3 separate regions of the Homo sapiens genome follow, and all the other regions are linked to region 1. Evidence: chromatin loops called from intact Hi-C (ENCODE). Cell type or tissue: dorsolateral prefrontal cortex. All regions are shown on one strand. Links, peaks and the distances in the headings refer to the core of each region. The heading gives the core; the rest is flanking DNA.

Region 1 (8,116 bases), core at 2,155-6,154:
TGTCCACCGAGGCTGCCAAAGCTATTGCCACATGCAGGGGCCACTTCTCCAGGCTTGGCTTTTTTGCAGCTCAGAGGCACAGGGTCTCCCTGCCTTCTCTAACAACACAGGCACCTGCTTTCCCTTCTCTCTCTCTCCCTGGATGCCCCCTGAGCCTTCTCTGCAGGCTTGCCCCCTGCTAGACCTTTCCACCAAAACCTCTCTCCACCAAAGCCTCTCTCCACCAAGGCTCTCTTTCCCTCCTCTTTTTCCCACTCTGCATGTTTCTCTTTGGGCCACTTTTCCCAATGGCTTCTGTCACCACCTCTCTTCTGCTGACACCCAAATCTCCTTCTAGCTCACAGGTCTCTCCTGAGCTCCAGCATCAGCATCTAACTCATTTCTACATGGGGGCCCACAAATATCAAAAACTAAATACGTCCCAAGCAGAGCTCAGCACCTTCTCCCAAATACCCACCTCCCTTGTCCCAGTGACGGGTCCACCCTTGTGCCCAAGACTAAGCTCAAAATGCCTCTTTGTCTTTTCTTCCCTCTCTCAGCACCCTCTCCCCTCCCATCATAGCTAATTGATGTCCAAGTCCTACCAGAATCTCTTCATTTCCTCTCCATCCTGGTGGCCCTTTCTGCAGTAGAGGCTGCGGTGAGTTTGAGGATTTCAGGCCTGATCAGGAAGAGTGAGCTTTTTTACTTGGGCAGTATGTTGACAGGTTGCATGCGGGGGACGTCTCCCATAGCAGGAGACCTTCCAGAGACTGTGGCCATCACCTGGGCCACCAGCCAACCAGGAAGGAAGAAGGAACTCCTGGGGAAAAGGAGAGCTAGAGAGGGGGCTTAAGTGTCCAGGTCACACAGCAGGACCATTGGGTGCCTCTGGGCCAGGGGGCTCCAAGGGACAGCAGCTGCCTGGGGTCTTCTATAGTCCAAGGTTTTAAAAAAAAAATCTGTGGCTGGCAGATGCTGGGTGCAGTTTCTCAGGATATATAAAGCAGGCGGGCTCTACATAGCTAAGAGTCTGCTTCTTTGGGCTACATTTAAAACAATGGGTTGTGTAAAATTTTGATTTTGGCACCGGGGGTCTTGGAGAATGGATGGCCCTAGCCAACTCTGAAGAAGTAAACCTGGGGCCAGTCTACAAGGACCGTCTTTGGCCCGTTTGTAAAACAAAGTCACCCTGCCCTTGGGGCTGGGCCATCGCATTCATTTCCCTGTCTTGGCCTTTCCTGCTTTTAGTCCATTCTCCGTAATAGCAGAGTGATGTCTTAACCGTGTTATATCAAGTGGTGCCATGAACCTGGGACCTCAGTCACTCAGGTGGCTTCCCATTACCCTGGGATAAAGTCCAAACACAATGCAGTGGCCTCCGCCAGCCCTGAAGGATGTGCCCTTTCCTCCCTTTCCAGCCCAGCACGGTGCCCTCACTCCTGCCCAGCCACCACACCCTTGCAGCTGCAGCAGGGTTCTGTGTTCTGCCCATGCTGTTTCCTCTGCTGGGAGCCTTCTTCCCCAAATGGGACCTGGCTATTCCACGTGTCCTTCGGCTACTGTGTTAGTCTCCTGGGGCATCCATCATACGTTTATTCTCTTTTGAAGGGCAGATGTCCAAAATCAAGGTGTTGGCAGAGCCACACTTGCTCTGAAGGCTCTAGGGGAGGGAGGATCCTTCCTGCCTCTTCAGCTTCTGGTGGCTCCAGGCATTCCTTGGCTTGTGGCCCCATCACTCCAGTCTCTCACTTCATTTTCACATGACCTTCCCTGTCTCTGTTCTCTCTTCTGCTTCTAAGGTCACCAGTCATTGGATTTAAAGTCTGCCTTTGTCCAATATGACCTGCTTACATCATCAAAGACCCTATTTCCAAGTAAGGTTCCAGGTGGATGTGTTTTGGGGGCACCATTCAATGAACTACAGGTCCTGTTTTCTCTGGCTCCCTCAAGACCGCACTGGGGCCTCTCCTCGGTACATGTGCCCTCATGACTCTCGCTTTTCTTTACTGGAATGGCTTGTTCATTCTTCAGCTCCAAACTAGACTAAACTCTGTGAGGACAGGGCTGCTTTGCTCTATCCTCCCTGCAACTTCAGTGCCGGGCACAGGACTGGCTCTTAATGGATACTGAATGAACCCTGTTATGGACTGAATGTTCGCATTCTCCCCCACCCCCAAATGTATTTGCTGAAGCCCTAATCTCCAATGTGATGGTATCAGGAGGTGGAGCCCTCGAGGGGTAATTAGATTTAGGTGAGGTTGCGAGGGTGGGGCCCTCATGAGTGCTTTTATAAGTAGAGAAAGAAGTACCAGCGCTTCCTCCCTCATGCGAGGATATGGCAAGAATGCATGTCCATAAGGAAGAAGGCATGCACCAGACATCAAATCTGCTGGCGCCTTGATCTTGGTCTTCCAGCCTCTAGACCTGTGAGAAATGAATATCTGTTGTTGAAGCCTCCCAGCCTATGATGGATTTGTTACAGCTGGCCAAGCTGACTTAGACAAATGAGTGTGCCTGATCCATCCCATTGAATGTGACAGAACCCCAGGAGGCAGATGGTATTCTTGTCTTGCTAAGTAGGGCTGAGTCACTCACCAGGCAGCCCAGCCAGGCAAGAGGCAGGCTGACTTTCTAGCCCAAGCCTCCTTCTCTAGAACCCAAGCTCCCTCCACCCTTGGGTCTGGGGTCCTATGAGGCACTGACTTGAGGAGGATGATAAGGTCTGAGTGGCTTTTGGCTGGAACGAGATGGGACAATGGGTTGGTTACTTTCCTGGGACGATTCCCTAACGGATGTCTCAGAGCTGTCGTGGCTTTGTCCCCAAACCACTCATTGTCACTGACACAGGCTGTATTCATCTCTCTTGAGACTGGCCTTTTAAAGTGTTCCCCCAGCCCCGGCCCCTTGACACTCAGGTGGCCAATGAAAGGAAACAACAGGAACAGCTTTCAGGCCAGGGACTAGAGAGATTTTCCCCATGGAGTGAATACCCCTGAACACAAAGGGAAGAAAAAGCCCTTTCATAAAACTACCCGATCTTCACTGGAAGGAATGCGACAGATACAGGCAAAAATCAGTTCTCCACTTTGTGATTTCTCAGGGTGACGGAAGTGGACAAAGGGAAGGGGAGAGAGGGTTTCAATGCAGTAGCCCTGCTGGCAGCCTGTGGCCATTGTTCCGTGGCCGACGCTGTGGTCCGACGATCTGTGTCACGCTGGACTGATGGAAAACCCAGGTGTTGCTCTGGGTCACGGGATGCGTGTGGTGTGGGTGCGTCCCCGCTTCCAAATAGAATTTCATATTCTTCCGGAGCACAGAGAACCCACGGGGTGCTGGCTGCCACTTGTGGTCTCCTCTGTCCAGGCTGATGGTTTGGGGACAGTGACTCCCTTTCTCCCCTAAGCCTATCCTGGTTTGGGTTTGTGTGACTTGCAAACAAAGAATCTGGTCCCATAGAGTAGTCGTGCTTTGTTTAAGGGGTTTCTTTTTTTTTTTTTTTTTTGCAGCCATGAAGATGATTTTATTTATCTATAGTTATGGTTGACATTTTTCATGCATAAAAACTTCTATTGCTCAAGAAAAAAGTTAAGTACTTCCTATGGAAACAATAGACAAATGACAACAAGAAATTTACAAAGAAAGAAAAAAAATGGCCAGTAAACATTTAAAAAACTTAATCACTAATTGTCAAATTTAAATTTTTTAATCTATAAACTATCATTTTTTACTGTGAAATGGCAAAGATTTTTTAAAAAGTATATCCAATGCTGCCAAGAGGGCAGAGGCCTTTCTGTAAAACAGCAATATGTATCAAAAGCTTTAAAATGTGCAAATGTTTCTACCTAGTGTATTGCTTTGAAAAAAAATTCACAGGCAAATTAAAATTTCTTGGCTGGGCACAGTGGCTCATGCCTGCAATTCCAACACTTTGCCTAACCAAGCTGCACTTGGGGAGGCAGAGGTGGAAGGACTGCCTGAGGCCAGGAGTTTGGGACCAGCCTGGGCAACACAGTGGGACCTCATCTCCACAAAAAATAAAAATAAAAATTAGCACATCCTGTGTTCCTAGCTACTCAGGAGGCTGAGGCAGGAGGTGTTTAAGGGGTTTCTGTTGGAAAGCAGCAGTGGGCCTTGGTGAAAGTCCCCAGATTGCCCTAAACCGCCCAAATCGGGGTTTCGTCTCTGGAAGAGGGGAGGGATGCACCACCGGCTCCTCGTGCAGCGCTGGCGGCGGCGGCCACTGGGTGGCGGTGTTGCCCGCGAGGCCCGGGGTCTGCGGAGGAGGGAGCCGGACTGGGAGCGGGGCGGGGACAGCGCCGGGGAGGGCCTGGTCCGGGTGGGCTCAGTCCGGGCTCCCGGGTCGGTCCCCTCCTCCGCGTTGCTGCCCCAGGAGTCCGCTTCGTCCTCCGCTGACTCTGAGCGACACAGGACAAGCTCTGAATTGCATTCCAGGAAAAGGGGACTGAGGCTTTGTATTTTTCCTCCGCACCAAGATTCCCAAGGCTGCTGTTAAGGGTTTTTACCCAGGGTGGGGTCCACGGCGAAGCCCTGGGGTCTGTGTGAAGGGGAGGTGCTGTTTCTTTCCCGAGTTCTCCGTGGCTTTTAGTCCACGGGTTTCGAGGTCGCGCTATGGTTAAAAGCAGCACATGAGCCCTTTACTCCGGGTGAAATCTGGAACCAGCTCACATGTGGCTCACCAGGAAGAAGCTGAGTCTCTTCCCCAAGCTGAGGAAGAGGAGCAGGAGCTGTACAGATGCCAGGACCCGGCAGAGCAGGGGTTAAGCCCACACTCTGGGGCCCACTCTTGGCTGCACCCCTTACTGGCTGTGTGACCTTAGGCAAGTTTTTTGACCTCTCTGTGCCTTCGTTTTTGAATCTATAAAATGGCTATATTATTACAAGTTATTTATTTGATACATTTGGAGATGCGGTGTTGCTCTGTCGCCCAGGCTGGAGTGTAGTGGTGTAATCTCAGCTCACTGCAGCCTTGACCTCCCGGGCTCTAACGATCCTCCCACCTTAGCCTCCCAAGTAGCTGGGACTACAGACACTTGCTGTCTTGCCTGGTTATTTTTTATTTACATTTTTTTTGTAGAGCTGAGGTCTCACTTGTTGCCCAGGCTTCTCTTTAACTCCTGACCTCAAGCCATCCCAAAGTGCTGGGATTACAGACGTGAGCCACTGAGCCCTGCCCAAATTTATTTAGGTAATAATTATATAATAGTATTAATATACCATATGAAAATAATACTCTAGCTCATAGGATTGTGTAAAGAATAAATGTCTAAAGAGCTAATACATGTTAATACATTTAAAACTTGTTAATCCATGTATCAGAACATGTTACTTAGTATGTTTATACATGTTAATGTAGTTAGAACAGTGACTGGTACTCAGTAGATATCTGACAAATTCCTAGCAATGACTATTATTATTATTATTTTATGTATTGGATGCTACTGATAAGCTTGTGATAACTGCCAGCCAATTATTCATCTCTTCTTCCTCTGAGATCTGGCAACTCTTGTAGCAGGCAAGTGAACAATACATATTTTACTTTCTTTTATTCTTCATCAATTTTTTTTTCCCACAGACTTCTGTCATCTTCTCTCAATTAAGCGCAGCTCCCCAGAAGCAGGCTGTGCCCTCCACCCACTGCATTTCTTCATAGCTCTGCACTTTCTGCGTCACGGGGACCCTTATGTCATCTGAGAAATTAATTCAGAGAGTTGGCTTTTTTTTTTTTTTTTTTTTTTTTTTTTTTTTTTTAAGACAGTAGAGTGCTTTGGTAGGTGAAAAGGGGTTTCCAAGCACTTGGAGATTCAACAGGATTGTAAAAGGGATGTTGAAGGCGTCTGAGGTCATGCTGTTTAAACACGCTAAAAACTCGTCTTACAGATTCACTAAAGTGGCTTCTCTTTGCAACAGCCACTAAGACTGGACAATATTAGTTTTTCCTTTCTTTAGTTACTTTGTGTGTTGGAAAATAATGAACTGCCTTAAAAAACAAAAAACCAAAAACAAGAAAGAGAACAAAAGATATTCTCTGAGCGATTTCGGATTGCCCAGACTAGCCAGGATGAATGATGTTTTGTTTTTTATAATGTGCGTTAGTTTCCTGTGGGTGTTGTAATAAGTTACCACTAACTCGGTGGCTTAAAACAACAGACACTGATTTCTCACACATTCTGGAGGCGAAATCAAGGTGTTGCCCTGTTGTTTCCTCTGAAGACTGCGGGAGGCGCTGTCCCAGGCCGGTTTTCCAGCTTTTGGTGTTGCCAGTGATCTTTGGCGTTCCTTGGCTTGTAGACACATCCCCCCAACTCTTCCCGTCTTCATGTGGCCTTCTCCTATGTCTTTGTGTGTCTCAAGTCTCCCTGTCCTTTCTCTTATAAGGACGTCTGTCATTGGTTTTAGGGTGGGTGTCATTGGACTTATGTCATCCAATGAGCTCATCTTGAAAACCTTAACTTAATTGCATTGGCAAAGGCTCTATTTCCAAGTAAGGTGACATTTACAGGTAACCATGGGTTAGAACCTGGAAATATCTTTTTGGGGGGACATTACTCAACCCACTACATACGGCAAATAGAATTAATTACATTCATGAAGAATAAATGTCTAAGTCTGAAGCTGTTTCAACCTGCAATTCTGTCTCCCTCTCCCAACTCTGCCCTCCTCAGTGTTGGGCTCATTTTTAGAAAGTGGACTGGAGGGCAGGCAGGGGATATATGTGAGTGTGAGAGCTGGAATGGGGCGACAGGGAATGGTGGGGACTGTGGTGAGCTTTAGGATGCAGGTGCTAGCTAAAGAGAGCAGCAGTGACCCTGCTGATCTAGCTGATTACTGCTGGGTAAGAATGCATGCACAGCCTAGTCAAAGCTTATTGTATCTTTAAAGAAAAGCCAGAAATCTGGATTTTTGTGTGATTAATTCAATTTTTAGAAAATCACTGAGTAGGTAAAATAAAAATATGTCTGTGACCCAGATACTGTCCCTGGAGCCTGCTTTTTTAACCTCTGGCCTAAGTGTTGGGAGAAAGTTGGGGATTGTGGCATGGTTATATTTCTGCTGGGTTAACTCACATGTCCTCAGGGCTGGCTACATAATTTGCAGTGCTCAGGGAAAAATGAAAATTCAGCCCCTTCTTCCAAAATCAGGGAAAAAATGCCATGAAAAGTATGAAAATATAAAGCCCTTTTCCTTCCTTCTGGGGCCCCTCTTTCAACTTCTCATGGTGTTTTTACTTGCTATTTAAGGCCATTCTGAAAAAGAAAAATTAAAATCTTAAATCATTAGTATGAATTTTACCATTTATCTTTTTATTATGTGATATCAGTTTTAAATGCAAATATAAGAGCAATTAACACATATGCAGAATCGTCCGTTACTCAATCCATATTTCATAGCTCGTGCAAGCATGGGTATATCATTGCTACCAGGACAGTGGAAACGCTGCCCAGAACTACCTCAGCACTTTCTCATCTCACCTCTTGATACTCCTTCTACCAGACCTCTCCCTTCGCCTCCTGGTGGGCGAGGAAGGGGAGAGGAGCTAGGGGTTTTCTGATCTTCGCTGTTCCTTCTGTGCCTTCCTTTTCAGCGGTTAAGTGGCTGGAAGGAATACAGGAAGTAACAGGAGTAATAAAGGACCTGACAGGGTTCCTTGGTTTGTTGTGTTTTGTAGAATGTCTTTGCCTTTTTTCTGCCTTTGAAGCAAGTTCTGGTTTGAATGGGCAGCCTGGTTCCTCGGAGCTGTCAGTGCCCCTGTTTAGTTGTCATGGATGCAGCACGCTTACCTATACTCGCTTTGAGTCTTGCTGAGCTCCATGCACAATGGATTCACTGGGACCATGATGCTTATGGGGCACTGTGAATGCTATATGCAAATAGTGCAGCAAGGAGCAAACAGCAGACAAGCATATTGCACACTTCTCCTCTGCTTCTGTGCCATGCACGACCGTCTCATTAGACTTCACTTACAAAGCAAAAGTTCAAAGACACAACTCTTAAGAATTTCAGAGGTGAAGAGCATGGCAGCATAGCGTTAAGCAGAGCACAGTTCCTTCTGAGCGTGCGGCCCTGGAATGCACAGTTTGCGTGACATAAAGCCGGCCCTCAGTCTACTTCTGTT
Region 2 (8,116 bases), core at 2,335-6,334, 200 kb after region 1:
GGTGTGTTACATTAATTGTGTACTTTATTTCTGTTATTATTGCTCCTTTCTTCCCCCCTCTTTCTTTCTTCCTCCCCCTCCTCCTTTCTCCTTCCTTCTTCTCCTTTCTTCCCCCTCCTTCTTCCTCCCTCCTCCTTCTTCCTTTTTCCTCCTTGTTTCTTCTTCCTTCTCCTCCTTCCTCTTCCTTCTTCTTTTGAGATAAAGCCTCACTCTGTTGCCCATTTTGGAGTGCAGTGGCACAATCACAGCTCACTGCAGCCTCAGTCTCCCAGGCTCAAGTGATCCTCCTGCCTTAGCCTCCCAAGTAGCTGGGACCACAGGCATGCCACCATGCCTGGTTAAGTTTTTACTTTTTACTTTTTAATTTTTTGTAGAGATGAGGTCTCACCATGTTGCTCAGGCTGGTCTCAAACTCCTGGGCTCAAGCAATCCTTCCACTTTAGCCTCCAAAATTGTTAGGATTGCAGGCATGAGCCACTGTGCCCGGCCTGAAACTTATTAAGTACCCAGGAGGCCTTTTATTTTCTTTGAATGATTCTGCCTGGTGGCCCCAAAGGCCAACAGGGACTTGACTCTTGCAAAGCTCTCCTTCCTGTCAAGAGAGCCTTTCTCTGCCTTCCCACCTCTGTGTGTCCTGTGCTCACTCACTTTGCTGGTCGCTGGGATTCAGACGGGGGTAGCCTCTGTCTGTGGAGTCTCCAGTGCTGAGTAGGGGTGCTTTACCCCAAGGAAGGGCCAGCAGGTGCCACATGGGCCCTTGGGGTCTGTCCCAGCTTTGGGAAGCCATAAGTAGGAGGGCATTTTAGAAAGGTTTGAAGGCTTCTGGAGCAGTCTATGTCTTGTCTTTCGTCTTTTGTTTTGTGTAAAACTTTAAAATCTAAACAGTGCTTGAATACATCTTCCTAAAACATCACAGATAAGTGCCCGTTGGCTGCTCACTAATTCCTGCTGCCTCACCCAAATGAATGATTGTGTATCATTTTATTTCTTTTAGCCAGAACGTTATCTTTCTATGTATCTACATTCTCATATATATATGGGGCCGCAGGAGTTCAAGGCTGCAGTGAGCTGTGATTGTGCCACCACACTCCAGCCTGGGCCGCAGAGCGAGACCCTGTCTGTAACAAAACCAAACAAATGTATGTGGGGCTGCAGAAAATCCTTGGTACGGCTTTATGTGTGGTTGCATTTTAAAACAAATGGCATTATGTTGAGTGTAATATTCTTTACAGTCAACAACATGCTTTGGAGCCCTTTTGTGCTAATATGAATAGAGCTTAATTATTATCTAAAAACTGTTATATTCTGCAGTAGGTTATTCCATAGTTTTTTTTTTTTTAAACCATTTCCCTATTGACGAATATTTAGGTTGCTTCCATTTCTTTTCTTTTCTCCTCTCTCTCTCTCTTTCTCTCTGTCTCTCCTCCACTCCCCGACCCCCAACTAGGATGCATCCTGTAAAGCTCCATCTGGTTTGGGGGTGGGAAGTGGGTTTTACATCATGTGCCAAATGGTCGTCTGCTGCAGCGCTATGTTAGGCAGGAAAAATGATGCCAATCAGTAAACAATGTCTGTTTTGGGTGCTATATTAGTTTTCTAGGGCTGCAGTAACAAATTACCCCAAACTAGGTGGCTTAAAACAATAGGAATTTATTTTCTCACAGCTCTGGAGGCCAGAAGTCTGAAATCAAGGTGTTAGCAGGGAGGTGCTCCCTCTGACGCCTCCAGGGAAGGAGTCTTCCCTGCCTCTTCCAGCTTCCGCTGGCTCCAGGCGTTCCTTAGCCTGTGGCCACCTTGCCCTCATCTCTCCCTTTGTCATCACATAAGCTGTGTGTGTGTGTCTGTGTCTCTGTGTCCTCCCCTTATAAGGACACCAGTCCTTGCATTGAGGGCTCACCCTAATCCAGTATGACCTCATTTAAACTAATGATGTGCAAAAATTCTATTTCCAAATGAGGTCACATCCTGAGGTTGTCAGTGAACATGAATTTTAGGGGGACACTAGCTCACTATAGGTATAAGAGGCAGGCGGGGGGCTACATGAGTGCCATTAACCACTTAGATCCGGGGCAGCCCAGTCACTGCACCTTCGCGTGTGCAGTGAGAACTGGAGTTCCAGATGATGACTCTGCCAGGCTGCTAAATCTCCAGCCATTCACTCAGCTACACAATACTCACACTCAGTCGTGTTGACTGGACTCTGCTAATCAGGACAGGACAGAACTTTTACTGTCTTTGAATGTTATTTTATTTTTTCTTTTTCTTTTCTTTTTGTTTTGTTTTTGTTTTTGTTTTTGAGACAGAGTCTTGCTCTGCCACTCAGGCTGGAGTGCAGCAGTATGTTCATAGCTCACTGCAGCCTTAACCTCCAAGGCTCAAGTGATCTTCCCACTTCAGGTTCCTGAGGAGCTGGGGCTACTGGCATATGCCACAACACCCGGCTGATTTTTATTTATTTTTTTGTAGAGACAAAGTCTCACTATGTTGCCCAGGCTGTTCTCTAACTCCTGGGCTCGAGTGATTCTCACACTTTGGCCTTCCAAAGTGCTGGGATTACAGGAGCGAGCCACTGTGCCTGGCCTGAGAATTATTTTTGTGTCACCCTGATGTCATAGCCTACCTGGAAGGTCTGTGTTTCTCCCCCTTCCCACAAAACTACAAGTTTGTCAGTATAATTACCGTTGAGGAAGACACAAAACATTTGGCAGTTGGTATCTAGAATAGACTGAAGGTTTCTGTCTCTTAGGTTCTCTAATATAACAGAATGAGCAAGGTGTTCTGCAAACAGCCATAACCTCAGTTATATACGCACCATTTCACCTGATTGATCCTACCCTCTCACAGCTGAAAGGACTAATTTTAAATTGTCAAGGAGAATGCCTGTCCACTGGGTGCACTTTACAAATGGCCACAAGTAACCGTCTTTGTCGGCTGAGCTGAAAGCCATGTGCTTTGTAAATGCCGCCGTAGCACTTGGTGCAGAGTGGGCACCCTACTTGTGGCTCTCCTGGCGCTGCAAGCCAACTACCCACACTGTTATTCCAGCACATAGTGCCAGGGAGGCCATTTAGTAAACCCCTTGCCACAGTGGCCCCATAACTGGATTTAGCTGTTATGCCGTTTCCTAACTTACATTAAAAACATAACAATATTACAGGGACTGCTCTTGGAGAGTGAACTGGAGTCAGCTCAGTGGAAAGGAAGGGAAAAGCCCATTAAGATGTTTGGTTCAGTTGACCTGCCTCTATTTGGGAAAACCTTTGCTGATGTATAATTTCTGAAGGCGAAAGGGAAAAATAGACCCAGCTAAGCAAGTTCGGGAAAGAAATGGGTGGTTGTCAGTCAGAGCAACAAAGTAGTGGAATTCCAGGGGCTTCAGCGGCAGGGATGAGACATGACAAATTTTTAAAGACTCTGTCAATATCATTAATATCTATGACCTGTCTCACAAGGATGGCTGTCATGCAGCACATCCGTCAGAAAATACTGCCCTGGAATTGTCCTGCTTGTTGGGTGAGCCCCAAATCCCCAAATTGAGAGTGATTATGCAAGGGATTTTATGGTCCTATTTTACAACCCCTTAAAGGTAGTAAAATAATCAGGAAGCTGTATTTTTTTTTTTTTCGAGACAGAGTCTCACTCTGTTGCCCAGGCTGGAGTGCAGTGGTGCGATCTTGGCTCACCACAACCTCCGCCTCCTGAATTCAAGCAATTCTTCTGCCCCAGCCTCTTGAGTAGCTGGGATTATAGGTGTGCGCCACCATGCCCAGCTAATTTTTGTATTTTTAGTAGAGACGGGGTTTCACCATGTTGGCCAGGCTGGTCTTGAACTCCTGACCTCAGGTGATCTGCCCCCCTCGGCCTCCCAAAGTGCTGGGATTACAGGCGTGAACCACCACACCCGGCCTTAGGAACCTGTGTTCTGAGACAATAATTTTCTTTTAAAAAAACAAGTCACTGTTGACAGCGAACTAGATTATGTATCACAGTTTGGGGGTTGTGAATATGCAGGCTGTCTCTGAGCACTTTGATGTTGGGTTGCCCGCTGCAAGCCTGATATTTATGTTTGGTAAACCAGAGTTCTTGCTAGCGAGTCACTTTGCCAGCCTCTGTACTGATCAGGAAAGGGCCCCTTCTCCACAGCTGGGGAGATGTGAGATGCATGTGCTTAAGAAAATCAAGCTGCTGTCGTTCAATTCCAGCCTGGCTTAAAGCTGTGTGACCTTCAACACAGTCCCCCTTACCTATCCTGTAAAAAGTGTAATATAATTCCTACCAGAAGCCAGAATAACCTTGTTATCATGAGGATGAAGTGAAGCAGTATTTGCACACTGCTTGTCACATAATACATGTATGATAAATGTTAAGAGTTTGTTTCTTATTTTTGTTTGAAGGTGAAATACTTAAGATAGTGATGAAATTCAACATATTTAATAGCAGGGTGGTGTGGCCACTGGCCAATCGGAATAGATGCACCTTGTAAATAATTATTACAGCCTCTCCCCTTCCCAGGGCCCTCCAGCTGCACATCAGCCCCGCCTGAGACAAACAGCGAGGGAATGTTCCTAAACGCTTGTTTTCCCTTTGCATAGCTGATTGCAGAGCCCAGCAAGTCTTTCTCTAAATGGCTTTACTTTGACAAGGGGTCGCGATGGCATTTTGATTGGCATCCGCCTCTCCTCCGGGGAAGGACCTCGTGGGCGATGGTCCTGGCGCACCCGCTAGATGGCGCCGCAGACCGGCTTGTACAGGCCGCGCGCCCTCCCCTCCCCGGCGGAGGCTCCTGGAGCCCCTGCCCGGCCTGACTGGCTGCGTCCTCAGGCCCTGCGATTTCCAGGGATTCCCGATTTCCCTGAGTGTGAGCAAATAAAGGCTCCTTCCTGCAGCCCGAGCCAGCGCTCAGCGCAGCCCGTGACCCCTGGCACCTGACAACCTGCTTCAGCCAAAATCTTAATAGGCTTTATTATTTTTATTTAAGATGATGCATGCTCATTATAACATTTTTAAACAATATATGGAAAAATCAGAATCTCAGCACCCCCGATAGAGCCAGCAGTAATACTGGAAAATTATTGTTCCATGTATGGAGTCAAAGTCCACGTATGGGCAGAGAGATGACTGTGGCTGGACACGCAAGTGGCCGGCGAACTTCATACTTCACGAAAATGGGAGCATATTCTGTGTGCTGGGTTTTTTCTTTATTAAGGGCTAGGTCCTTCCTTTTACTTACATTTAAGAGAAGACAAATAATCTAATATGAAGTTTCTGAACTTCAAAAAACCATTAATCACTACAAGGAATACTGGTTTTTTAAAAATCACCTTGCTGGCTGGGCACAGTGGCTCACGCCTGTAATCCTAACACTTTGGGAGGCTGAGGCAGGAGGACTGCTTGAGCGCAGGAATTTGAGACCAGCCTGGGAAACATAGTGAGACTCCTATCTCTACAAACATTTAAAAATTGGCCATACATGGTGACACATGCCTGTAATCCCAGCTACTCGAGAGGCTGAGGTGGGAGGATTGCTTGCACCCAGGAGGTCGAGGCTGCAGTGAGCCATTATCATGCCATTGCACTCCAGCTTGGGTGACAAAGCAAGAACCTGTCTCAGATTTTCCACCCCACAACCAAAACCAAACCAAACCCAGACAACAATAGCAACAACAAAACAGTAAACAAAAATCATCTTACTATGATTAAAGGGAAAAGGTTTATGGTAAAAACAAGTCAGTGATTAGAGTCATTATTTTTATTATTACTATTACTACCATCACTACTACCATTACAGTTACATCCACTTTATTTTTATTATTACTATTACTACCATCACTACTACCATTATAGTTACATCCGCTCTTTCAGATGCCACAATTTAATTTTAGTTTAGAACCTGAAGCTATCCAATATGGTAGCCATTAGCTTCATGTGGCTATTAAAATTAATATTAAATAAAATTAAAAATTCAGTTTCTCAATTGCACATGCCACATTTCAAGTGCTCAGTGTCCACATGGAGCTAGTGGTTACCACATCTGGCAGCACAGATATAGAATCTTCTAGCAGTGAGGAAAGATCTGTTGGACAGCGCTGCTATTGATTAATTCTCTTCCCTGACAGATGAATAAACAGCACCATGAGACTTCTGCCTAGGTATTTATTAATTGTTTATAACCTATATATCTAATAGATGTATTTACACCAAGTTTTATCACATTTATATTTGCTCGTAGAATCCAATGCTTCTACTTAATATTAATTTGTTGTTCATATTCTATAACAGGCATCCCTACTCACTTCATCAGTTACCGCCATTGTTCCAGAAAAGACTGATCTCTTTTGTCACTGATGGCCCCTTTGTGTTGAGAATTTTTGACTTTTTCATTCTGTTAGTCTCACTTTAATGAGATCCTGAGCGGGGGAAAAGATGAATCAAGTTTCCAGCCCACTGTGTTTAACTGGGAGTCCCACAGGGCTTGGTAACCTGTGAAATGCTGCTGAGATTTAAAGGGTTGTTTGCCAGTCATTCCTCCCATACCTTGACCAAGGGCCTGTGTGCCAGCACCTGATGAAGGAGGCTCAGTTCTTGCCATCGGGGATTTCAGGAAAGCTTTTTTGCCAGGAACACAATTCTCCTACTTTTTTGTGAAATTTTTTTAATGAAGGAGGAAAGATTCTCTGCCACGATTAAAGACCAAGCTGAACTCCTGGGATGAAGGTATTGTGTCTTTCTATAATTAGACTCAGCTGAAGAAGCTGCTGGATTCTTTTCTGAGACAGACAAGGCAAGAGAGTATTTAGAAAAGACCAAGAGAGGGGTTGGGGCAGACTTGCCCACCTTTGCATTTTCTCCAGAACCACCTTTGATTCTGGAAAATGTCCACTTTGCACAGGTGATGGTTGTAAGGTCCCACACTCTTTGCAGGAGAGGGGAGCTTGCAGATAGAGTAAATTTCTACCTGTCCAGGCAGCAAGAAACCAAAGGCGGCTGAACACAGTCTACTTTCCTTGGGGGACTATGCCTCTACTCTGTGATTTTACAACCACATCAGACTTCTGTGACTGTGTCTTGTGGGCTGTTAAGAATTCCCCCATGAAAAGCAGCCACAACAAGCCAGGATTGCTTCTGCAGGGAGGTGGGTTGCATCTGGGCATGGTGGAGCTGCCCCTGTTTTCCACATGCCATGTATCAGCTGGCCCCAACCTTGCTGTTCCTCTGACCTTTAAGAATGAAGGACAGGGTGTCAGGTCTTTGCTCTGCAAGGTGTGGCTGAATCCGCACATAGTTTCCTTGCAAGGTGGTGACAGACTGCTGCACAGAGTTGGTTGCATGTCAGAGTTAAACAGAGGCTGCTGTCCTTAAGAGGCGCCATCTCCCAGGGACGATGCCATCCATCTGAATTTCCCAAATGTAAAGCATCAGGAAGCTTCAGTAGGAAGCAGCACTGGCTGGCAGATTCTGTTGGCTCCAGGGGTGATCATTCGGTTTTTTGTACCATAAACCTCCTGGGGGGCCACAGAGTCTGCTGGCAGATAGCTAGGACTCAAATCCAGCACTTCCATGAACTCACTCGCCAACACTGCACCATCCACTCAATTCAGGTGCATCTCATCTGTAATATGGAGTCAATGATGGTGCCCACCTCACACACTGGTTGTGAGGATTAAACAAGTTAATATAAGTAAGTGCTTAAAACATTGCCTGGCACATGGTAGATATTCAGTGGATGTTGTTTATTCATCATTATCTAAAGACACCTTCTTTACCAGATGGATCATTTGAAAATAACCAAATCACGCTGTGGGCAAAACCTTATATCCATTGTGGTAGGGAGAATAGTGGCCCTCCAAAGATGCCCACATGTGAATTCCTAGAACCTGTGGATATGTTTCCTCACATGGCAAATAGGGCTTTGCAGCTGTCATTAGGTTAAGGATGTGAATCTGGGGAGATTATCCTGAAAAAAAAATACCAGTAAATAAATATGCATGCCATACCTTTAAAACCAAGCTAAGAGATATGATATTATCAATACGAGCCTTACTGTTTACTCTTTTTGAGATCTTTTTTTACTCTTTTTGGGATTTTTTAAAAAAAATCAGAGTGTATCTGATTTGGA
Region 3 (8,116 bases), core at 2,335-6,334, 72 kb after region 1:
AAGATAGTTCTAGTCAGTCAGCTAGTGAGATGGTCTTATAAACCTAATGTGGTCATGGAGTGACATTCCAGTGCCTTTGCATTATTTAATTAGTTACAAGGAAGTCTCAGTTCCTACCCACACTCAAGGGAAACAGATTTACAAAGCTGTAATCATCAGGAGCCAGGGATCGTAGCAGATCATCCTAAAGTTTATATACACATACATATGGCATGTACTGTCACCAAATGAGTGGCTAAGTAAAACATGCCGTAGGCTGGGTCCACTTATTTTGTGCTAGGTTTAGATACTTGGGGCCAAGGCAGAGTTTTGGACTTGCTTATCTTGTTGCTGTGGAAGATGTGAAGAAGGAAGTGTGTGTGTGTGTGTGTGTGTGTATGTGTGTGTGTGTGTGTGTGTGTGTGTGTGTGTGTATTGAGGGATGGGCTATAGGAGAGGCATGGAATGGATTATCTCTCAGAGACTCTAGAAGGAACCCACCCTACCAACACCTTGATTTCAGACTTCTGGCCTCCAGAACTGTGAGAGCGTAAGTTTCTCTTGTTTTGAGTCACCAGTTTGTGGTAATTTGTTACAACAGTTCTGGGAAACTAATACAGCTAGCATAGAACAGGAAAGATCCAACAGGCAGCTCTGGGGTAAACTTACTCTGTTATATTGGCTGTGGAAGGTGTTGAGGTTTGAGATTGGCTAAGCGTCTATGAAGCTGGAGTCTGGGAAGAAAATATTGCATTGTAGAAGCTATCATTTGGTTGGGGAAACAACATAACGACTGTCTCATTGAGGCATAGGCAAACAGGTTGAGGATCAGATCAGCTTCACAGGCTGGATGGAGCTTCCTGCATACATGAACCTACTGCTGTTTTCACACTCAGAGCTGCCTTGGATGGGGTGGAGCAGACATTTCTACAATTGTAGCTGCGATGATTGTTCTTATCTGTAGTTCTCTCTTGCTTTGATGGGCTCCATTGCCTACAAATCACCTCTCCCAGTTGCTGATACCTAGCCATCTCTCAAAAGGTAACACATGAGATCAAGGCAGCTGTTATAGTAGAAGCACTGAAATAACTAAAACCATTCTTTTTCTTGTAAAAATGTGAAATTTCTGATTTGTCCAAAGCTAGACACATAAGTTTCTTAGTATTTGACTTTCTTAGACGAGAGATTAAACTGAGCAATGAGACGGGAGAGTGGCAATAGCTTCTAGAAATCAGCACGTGTTGCCTGGGGAAAGTTCTCACTGGCATGCAGATCCCCCTTCAGGTGTCCTGTTCTCATAGCTGAGTTTCATGATTTCCAGTACTTCTCTCTGGTGGATGTGCTTTTCCAGCACCAGTTGTCTGTTTATCCATCAGGATGGCTCCTGTTCTGACTCAGAGGCCCAAAATATCTGGGTTTCCAGCCCCCTGGACAGGAGCATGTAAGACTGGAGTCCCCACCTGCTCCATGGTCATCTTGGCAGGCCAGGCTCCTGCCCTCTGTGGATCCCTTGGACTCTCTTTTCCATGCCCTGTAACCTGTTGCAAGGAGCTCTCAGCAGAGTCTGACGTTACCAGCCTCCAGGTGCTTAGTGGGAGATGCAAGCATCTCTGTCTTTGGTTAATTTATCACAGGGAAAGTGGTTTGGTGGGAGAGCCCCAATTAAAAGTATCCTTGCAGTTTTCCTTAATCACACCCTGAAAATGTTCCCGTGCCCCAGGCTGGGCTTATCTCAGAAAGGGTGTTGAACCTCTTTTGCATGACTCCGCTCGACAGAATGTGATGTCTGAGGTGTGTCCCAAACAGTATTGCCCACAGAGTGTTCTGAGGACCCCGTGCTTCAGAAGGGCAACTTGTTTAAAAACACAGCACTATGGGTCCTGCCCCCCAGACCTATAGCAGCACAGTCTCTAGAGGTTTGGTCCCAATCTCTGTGCCATGACAAGTGGCACAGGTGATTCTGATATGCTTGAAAGTTTGAGAGCCTCTGGTCCACAGGGTTCTGATGCCTTCACCCCCTTCCCTGCCCTTGGAATTTTTTGGTGATGTCTCTTACTGGGCATCTTCAGCCCTTGAAGTCTCATATTCGTGGGACATCCAGAGACGGATGACACCTTAGATAAAGACCCTTCATTCGACCAATATTGATTAAGCTCCTCCCATTTGCCAGGCATGGTTCTCAGCACTATGGATAATGCAGGAAACAGAAACTGCGGAATCTTTGCTCTCCTTGGGCTTATATCTAGTGGGAGAGACAGATAATAAACAAGGGAAGCAAAGTGTATATTGGGTACGGTTTAGTGCTAAGGAGAAAAATAAAGCAGGAGACCAGGGATAGAAGTTGTTGAGGATAAGAGGGATTTGCCATTTTAGATTGGGTGGTCTAGGAAAACTTCACTGAGAGGTGACATTTGTCCAGATCTGAAGGAGATTAGGGAATGAGTCATGGTGGTGTCTGTGGGAGAGGCTTCCAGGCAGGGGGAATGGCAGGTGGAAAGGTTTAGAGACGAGAAGGAATGTGCTGTTTTAGGAACCACGAGGAGCCAGTGTTCTGTTCCCCACCAACATACAATATTAGCATATTTTCACACACATAAATATACATTTTTATGAGCATTGCAATTCAAAGCTAGAAGGGTGTGATGGAGAAATTTTCTTTAAGTATTTTTGGCTAATTAAAATTAATTGACTAAAATTGGGAACCAAAATTTTGTAGAAAATAGTGAGAAAAAACTTGATTGGGATTTTTTTTTCTTCCTTGAGAAATGAAATAAAGATTATAATAAAAGTTTATTTTATCTTGTAGTAAACAAAATTAGGGGTTGGCAATTCCCGATCTGTGCACTTTGAACAAAGAATGCATGTTGATAATTTGTCATTTTTCTTCCAGTTTTCTATAACTATACAATATTGCAGTTCTCATTTCATGTTTGACATTGCTAGTAGGATCACAAAAAGGATCCGTTTAGCGGAAATATTTGAGGGCTTCTCCAGTTTCCCCAAGAGCTTCACGATACTCGGCTATTGAAACTGCTGTCTTCTGAAGCACCCATTGTCCTCACTGATTTTCTCCTCTTCACTTGTTTACTTACTATCTATCTATCTATCTGTCTATATCTATTTGAGATGGAATCTTGCTCTGTCACCCAGGCTGGAGTGCAGTGGCGTGATCTTGGCTCACTGCAACCTCCACCACCCGGGTTCAAGCAATTCTCCTGCCTCAGCCTCTGGAGTAGGTGGGATTACAGGCAACCACCACCACGCCTGGCTAATTTTTGTATTTTTAGTAGAGACAGGGGCCAGGCTGGTCCTGAACTCCTCACCTCAGGTGACCTGCCCACTTTGGGCTTTCAAAGTGTTGGGATTACCGGCATGAATCACCATGCCTGGCTGGTAAATATATCTTGAAGGGTGATTGTAGACCCTGGCTTCATTCTCTTTGTTGATAGTTTTGCATGCATTTGTCCATCCTCTACTATTACAAGATATGCAATTTCACTTTGCAATGGATTTGCATTGCTTTTGCATTGTATTTATAGTTGGCAGTCAGCAGAATCTGACCAATCAAGATGGCAGAGATGTTGAAGTGGTGGGCAGGGGTAGATGCTGCTGTCATCTAAGGGCCATGTGTGGGCAGGGACTGACATCTGGAAGAGTCCATTTATCAACAAGTGGTTTCTTGTTCTGCCAATTTATCCTTCCGTATGTAATCCCATAATTTCAAGGATTCATACAGCAAATGTTTATGTAATGAAGAACCTATGGAAAATACATATAATTTTTTTTTTCTGTATGTCAGAAATTGGTTATTATGTAAGTGAGATAAAAATGGTTCCTGCTCATTGGCCCCTGTGTTGTTTGTTTCTTCACAGCAGGCTGGGACCTGTTAGCTCAAAAGCCTGCTGGCACCAAATTCATATTTTTACACATCCAATTGTTTTAAACATAGCCCAAATAAACAGATTTTTAGCCATTTGGAGCCTGCCTGTTTTGCATACCCTGCAAAACTGAGTCCAATGTCTGTTAGTTGTAAATAAGATAAACCTTTTAGCTATAAAAGAACTCAAGCTGCAACTGCCCTTTAGAGCTCTCTGACCCAGAGACTCCCCACTGAGCTGCTGAGTGACATTATCTAGACATGTGAGCCCCTGTCTTGAATCTACCTCTACTTTCAGAGTTCTTTCCCTCCTCCCCTCTGGCTGGTGGCCCCTCAGGCCACATCCTTTGGACTGTCTCATGCTGTGAGGGGCTTCTTTCATGCAAACCTGTCAAAGCGTTGCCCAAATAAAACTCGTTGTATGCTACTGCCACCTTGTGGTCATATATTTTTCTATGCTCAGAGCCCAAATTCCGCAAACTCATTACAGTGGTGAGACCATTATCTTTTCCATGTAGTTTTAGATATTGTAATTTTTAAATAACAAGTGCTAAGAATATCACCAAGCCTAAAGATATTTCTCTAAAACAAACTTAATGAATATTCAAGACATAGATGTTCCTGGGCTTAAATTGTTCTAACAAAGATAATCTAAAATTAGGAAGGATTTGGACTAAGGACTGGGATTTAGAAACAATTGTATAACTTGTGTTTAAGAGAGAGGAAAATGTCAATAGTTTGGTTTTAGGTTTGTGTTTTTGATACCCAGCATTCATTTGTTCTGTTGTAACTTGAATTTCCTTTCAGGAGCCACTCCTTGCTAACCTCTCCCACGTGATTAGGAGGGGGTTAACTTCACCCTTAGTGACCAGCTTAGTTGACCAGCTAAGCCCATGAGCATTGTCCCTCTACCCTAGATGCCATAATGATTGGCTCAAGATTGAGCACTCAGTTTAATTTGGCCAATGAAAACCTGGCTCTGGGATCTTTGATCTAAGGGAAAGAATTTTGCTTTTTTGTTGTGGATGAGGATGTGAGATCTGGAGCTGCTGCAGCAACACTGTGACCATGAGAAGAATTGGTGAACAAAGCCCACATGCATGAGAGCTGAACAGGGTCCAGTGCCTAATGGAACTGGAGGTAACATTTGAACGTCTATAGTGAGTTGCATCTGAATTTGGCCCTATCTCTGGACGTTTTCATGGACATGCACCAGAACTGGATTTTTAAAAATCAATTGCAACTGCTATGACATGTCCAGAATTTGTCAGGTGTACAGCAATGTCCTTTGGGCCCAAAGGATTGAGGGCTGGATGTTCTCTAGAGCACCCCTTATGAAATAAATGGATCTACTCTGGCAAACGGAGACATTTGCCTTTGCCTAGGGATGTTAGAGGAATTTTCTGCTAAGGAAGAGGAATAGGATCAGGAAATCATATCTGGAGAAGAAGTGTTTAGAATCCTGGCTGGAGACTTAGGGTAGTTCCAAAGGACATCTCACAAGGTAGGAGGCTTAGATGCTTGTGTGTCTGATCTCTGGAGACCGTATGGTAGTTCATTGTTAGGAAATTAATAATAGCTAATGCTGATCCACGTCTTTGTTCCAGGTGTTCTTCTAAGCACTTAATATACACCAATTCACTTAATCTTCATAATAGCAACACTGTAGGTAGATAGTGTTATTATCCACATTTTACAGATAAGGAAACTGAGTCACAGAAGTTCAATGGTTATCCAAGGCCTCACAGCTAGTCCTTCTTGCAGCTGGAATTAAATTCTGGGAGTCTTGCTCCTAATCCTTCTCTCTCCATCACCTTCCTGACATTCATTCCTGGGTGTATCCAGCTCTGCTAGGGAGGGAGGAATGCCCAGTGTTTCACTCCAAAGCAAAGATGTCAGAATTTATTTATTTTTATTTTGTCAGTTTATTTTGTTTATATGTAAGCCACTGTTTCCCTAGACAGACTGTCTCACTCCCTTCTTTGATTCACAGATACAGCGTAACATAATAATAATAAACACACCTGTAGCACTCCGTCTGTGCCAGCACTTTATATTGTATTAGCTCACTTAACCCTTGCAGCAGCCTCACGAGATGGCCACTGTGTTAGCTTCCTGGGGCTGCCACAGCAAATGGCCACAAACGCGATAGTGTAAAACAACAGAAATTTATTCTCTCACAGTTCCAGGAGGCCAGAGCCCAAAATCAAGATGTCCGTAGGGTTGAGAAACCTTCTCATGCTTTTCCCCTACCTTCTGGTTGTTGCTGGCAGTCCTTCATATTCCTTGGCCCATAGAAGCATAACTCCAGCTCTCTCTCTCTCTGACTTCACATCGCTGCCTTCTCAGGTTCCCTGTCTGTCTCTTATAAAGACACCACTCATTGGATTTACAGCCCACCCTAAATCCAGGATGGTCTCATCTTGAGATACCTAAGTAATTACATCAATGAAGACCCTGTGGCTCAATAAGGTCACATTGTGAGGTTCTGGGTAGATATGAATCCCTGGGGGACACTATTCAACCCCTTATAGACACTTATTTTTTCATCATTTGAGAGAGGAGGAGTCTGTACTGCACCAAGAGTCAATGGCAAAGCCAGGACCTGAACCTGGCAGGCTGGTGTGAATACCTGTGCTGTGCCAGTCAGGTATAGTGGCCAGATGGGCAGGCTCAGAAATGAGGACCCCTACACTCCATCCTGCCTCCACCTTGTGATTTTGTGCCTGTTCCTTAATTGTTTGGTGCCACAGATTTCGCATTTGTAAGTCTAGGATAATGAGACCTACTCATAGTGCTGTAAAGAGGATTAAATATGTTGATACAGGTAAAGCACGAGAAAATTTATGCAAAGCCCTTGGGAAAGTGTCTGGCTCAGGGGAGTGGCCTCAGTAAAGCTCAGCTATTATAATCCACAAATATTCCTGAGTGGCGCTAGGATGCACATGGCTGCTGGCATCTTGCAGCCATCAGAGTTTGGACAGGACAGTTTATTATCATCAAGGCATTTGGTAGTATTGTCTTCAGATGGTTGTGAATTCAGGTTGTAGCTTTCCTTGCTTTTTTTTGGAATATTTATTAGTTCAGTTTCCTGAACTAATGAAGAACTAAGTTCTTCCACTGTGGGCTGTTTGGTTAACTCAAACGTTAGTAGATATGCTTAACTAGATCTTTTTGCTAGTGAATTTCCAGTAGACTGTGAGTACCTTTTACTGTCCAAACAGGAATCTTCTTTATCTCCTCTGGCTAAAGCAGAATGCAAAACTTCCCTTCCCTGGTCATACCCACACAATTTGCCTGTCTAGTGATGCTCATCAAGTTTCCTCATGTGGAAAATGGAAGCAGAAGCGATACTACCCCTGCGGGGTTGCACGAGGCATCTGTGTATTAGCAGTGCAAGGCGGAGGACAGTGCCTGGCTTCTAGAAGGGGCTTGAGACATTTCAGCATTTGTGAACAAGTTCTTTTTCTACTGTGAAATGGGTACCGGGGAAAGGTGAGCCACAGTCTCAGTCTGTGGCCAAAACCATCTGAGACTCACTGGTCTGGACTGAGCCATGCTCCTCTTTGCATTTCCAAGTGCTTCATGTGTAGTACCTGAAACTCAAGAAATCCTCTTTAAACGTCGGAGGACTGGGTGGATGATATGGGGTATAAAAATATTTCACAGTCTTGATGGCGTGAGTTCTAATTGCACGCTTCCTTCTCCAACCCCCGCCCATGGCAGACAGTGAAAGACTTGACCCACCCACTGGAAAGCTGGGAAGGTCTCAAGACCACCCTCACTTCTGATGCCATCTGCAAGTCTGGAGGGTCCCCAAGACCACCCTCAGGTTCAGTAATTTTCTAGAAGGACTCAAAGAACTCAGAAACGCTGTTGTACTTATAAATATTGTTTATTCTAGTGAAAGGATACAAACTGAGTTCAGCCAAGGGAAGAGGTGCATAGAGTAGGATCCAGTAGAGGTCCAGGGCAAGCTCCCAGTTGACCTTTCCCAGTGGAGTCGTATGGACAGCATTTGCTTCTCCCAGAGCTGATGTGCAACCATAGGCACAGAGTGCTGCCAACTGGGGGAGCTCACCCAAGCTTGGTGTCCAGAGCTTTTTTTGGAACTTGGTCACATAGACATGGCTGACTCTCCAGTCCCTCCAGTGGTCAAGCAGATCCCATGTGGCCCAAGCCTCCCTACTATAAATCATATTGAAGCACAGATTATCTGGCATGGCCCAAGACCTCAGGTAAACAAAGACACTCTTATCA

What was found. A loop is a pair of places that touch in the nucleus more often than their neighbours do. Peaks named below come from ENCODE experiments on the same cell type or tissue, not always from the same donor. Only the 100,000 strongest peaks of a DNase experiment are listed, where the experiment ranks them.
Region 2: a loop joins it to region 1, with 8 times the contacts of the local background. A loop is called at or near these places in 6 of 110 quality-filtered maps.
Region 3: it touches region 1 in a loop (3-fold over the local background); 48 of 110 quality-filtered maps call a loop at or near these places.

Annotation. Positions count from the first base shown.
Region 1 is chr12:125,326,868-125,334,983 of GRCh38, forward strand. All of the region lies in intron 1 of TMEM132B (transmembrane protein 132B), which reads left to right. Among named protein-coding and RNA genes, the nearest start is that of TMEM132B, 140 kb to the left of the region's middle. RefSeq lists enhancers at 2,255-2,981, 2,982-3,707 and a silencer at 4,238-4,297. In dorsolateral prefrontal cortex, for the core only: CTCF peaks have their summits at 4,219 (motif pointing right) and 4,422; DNase peaks (open chromatin) are centred at 2,557 and 4,234; H3K4me3 peaks cover 1,604 bases; H3K27ac peaks cover 1,200 bases.
Region 2 is chr12:125,528,908-125,537,023 of GRCh38, forward strand. All of the region lies in intron 4 of TMEM132B (transmembrane protein 132B), which reads left to right. Among named protein-coding and RNA genes, the nearest start is that of TMEM132B, 350 kb to the left of the region's middle. In dorsolateral prefrontal cortex, for the core only: CTCF peaks have their summits at 4,712 (motif pointing right) and 4,920; a DNase peak (open chromatin) is centred at 4,734; H3K4me3 peaks cover 842 bases; H3K27ac peaks cover 322 bases.
Region 3 is chr12:125,399,106-125,407,221 of GRCh38, forward strand. All of the region lies in intron 2 of TMEM132B (transmembrane protein 132B), which reads left to right. Among named protein-coding and RNA genes, the nearest start is that of TMEM132B, 220 kb to the left of the region's middle. In dorsolateral prefrontal cortex, for the core only: CTCF peaks have their summits at 4,286 (motif pointing left) and 4,489; no DNase peak of the experiment used is centred there; H3K27ac peaks cover 451 bases.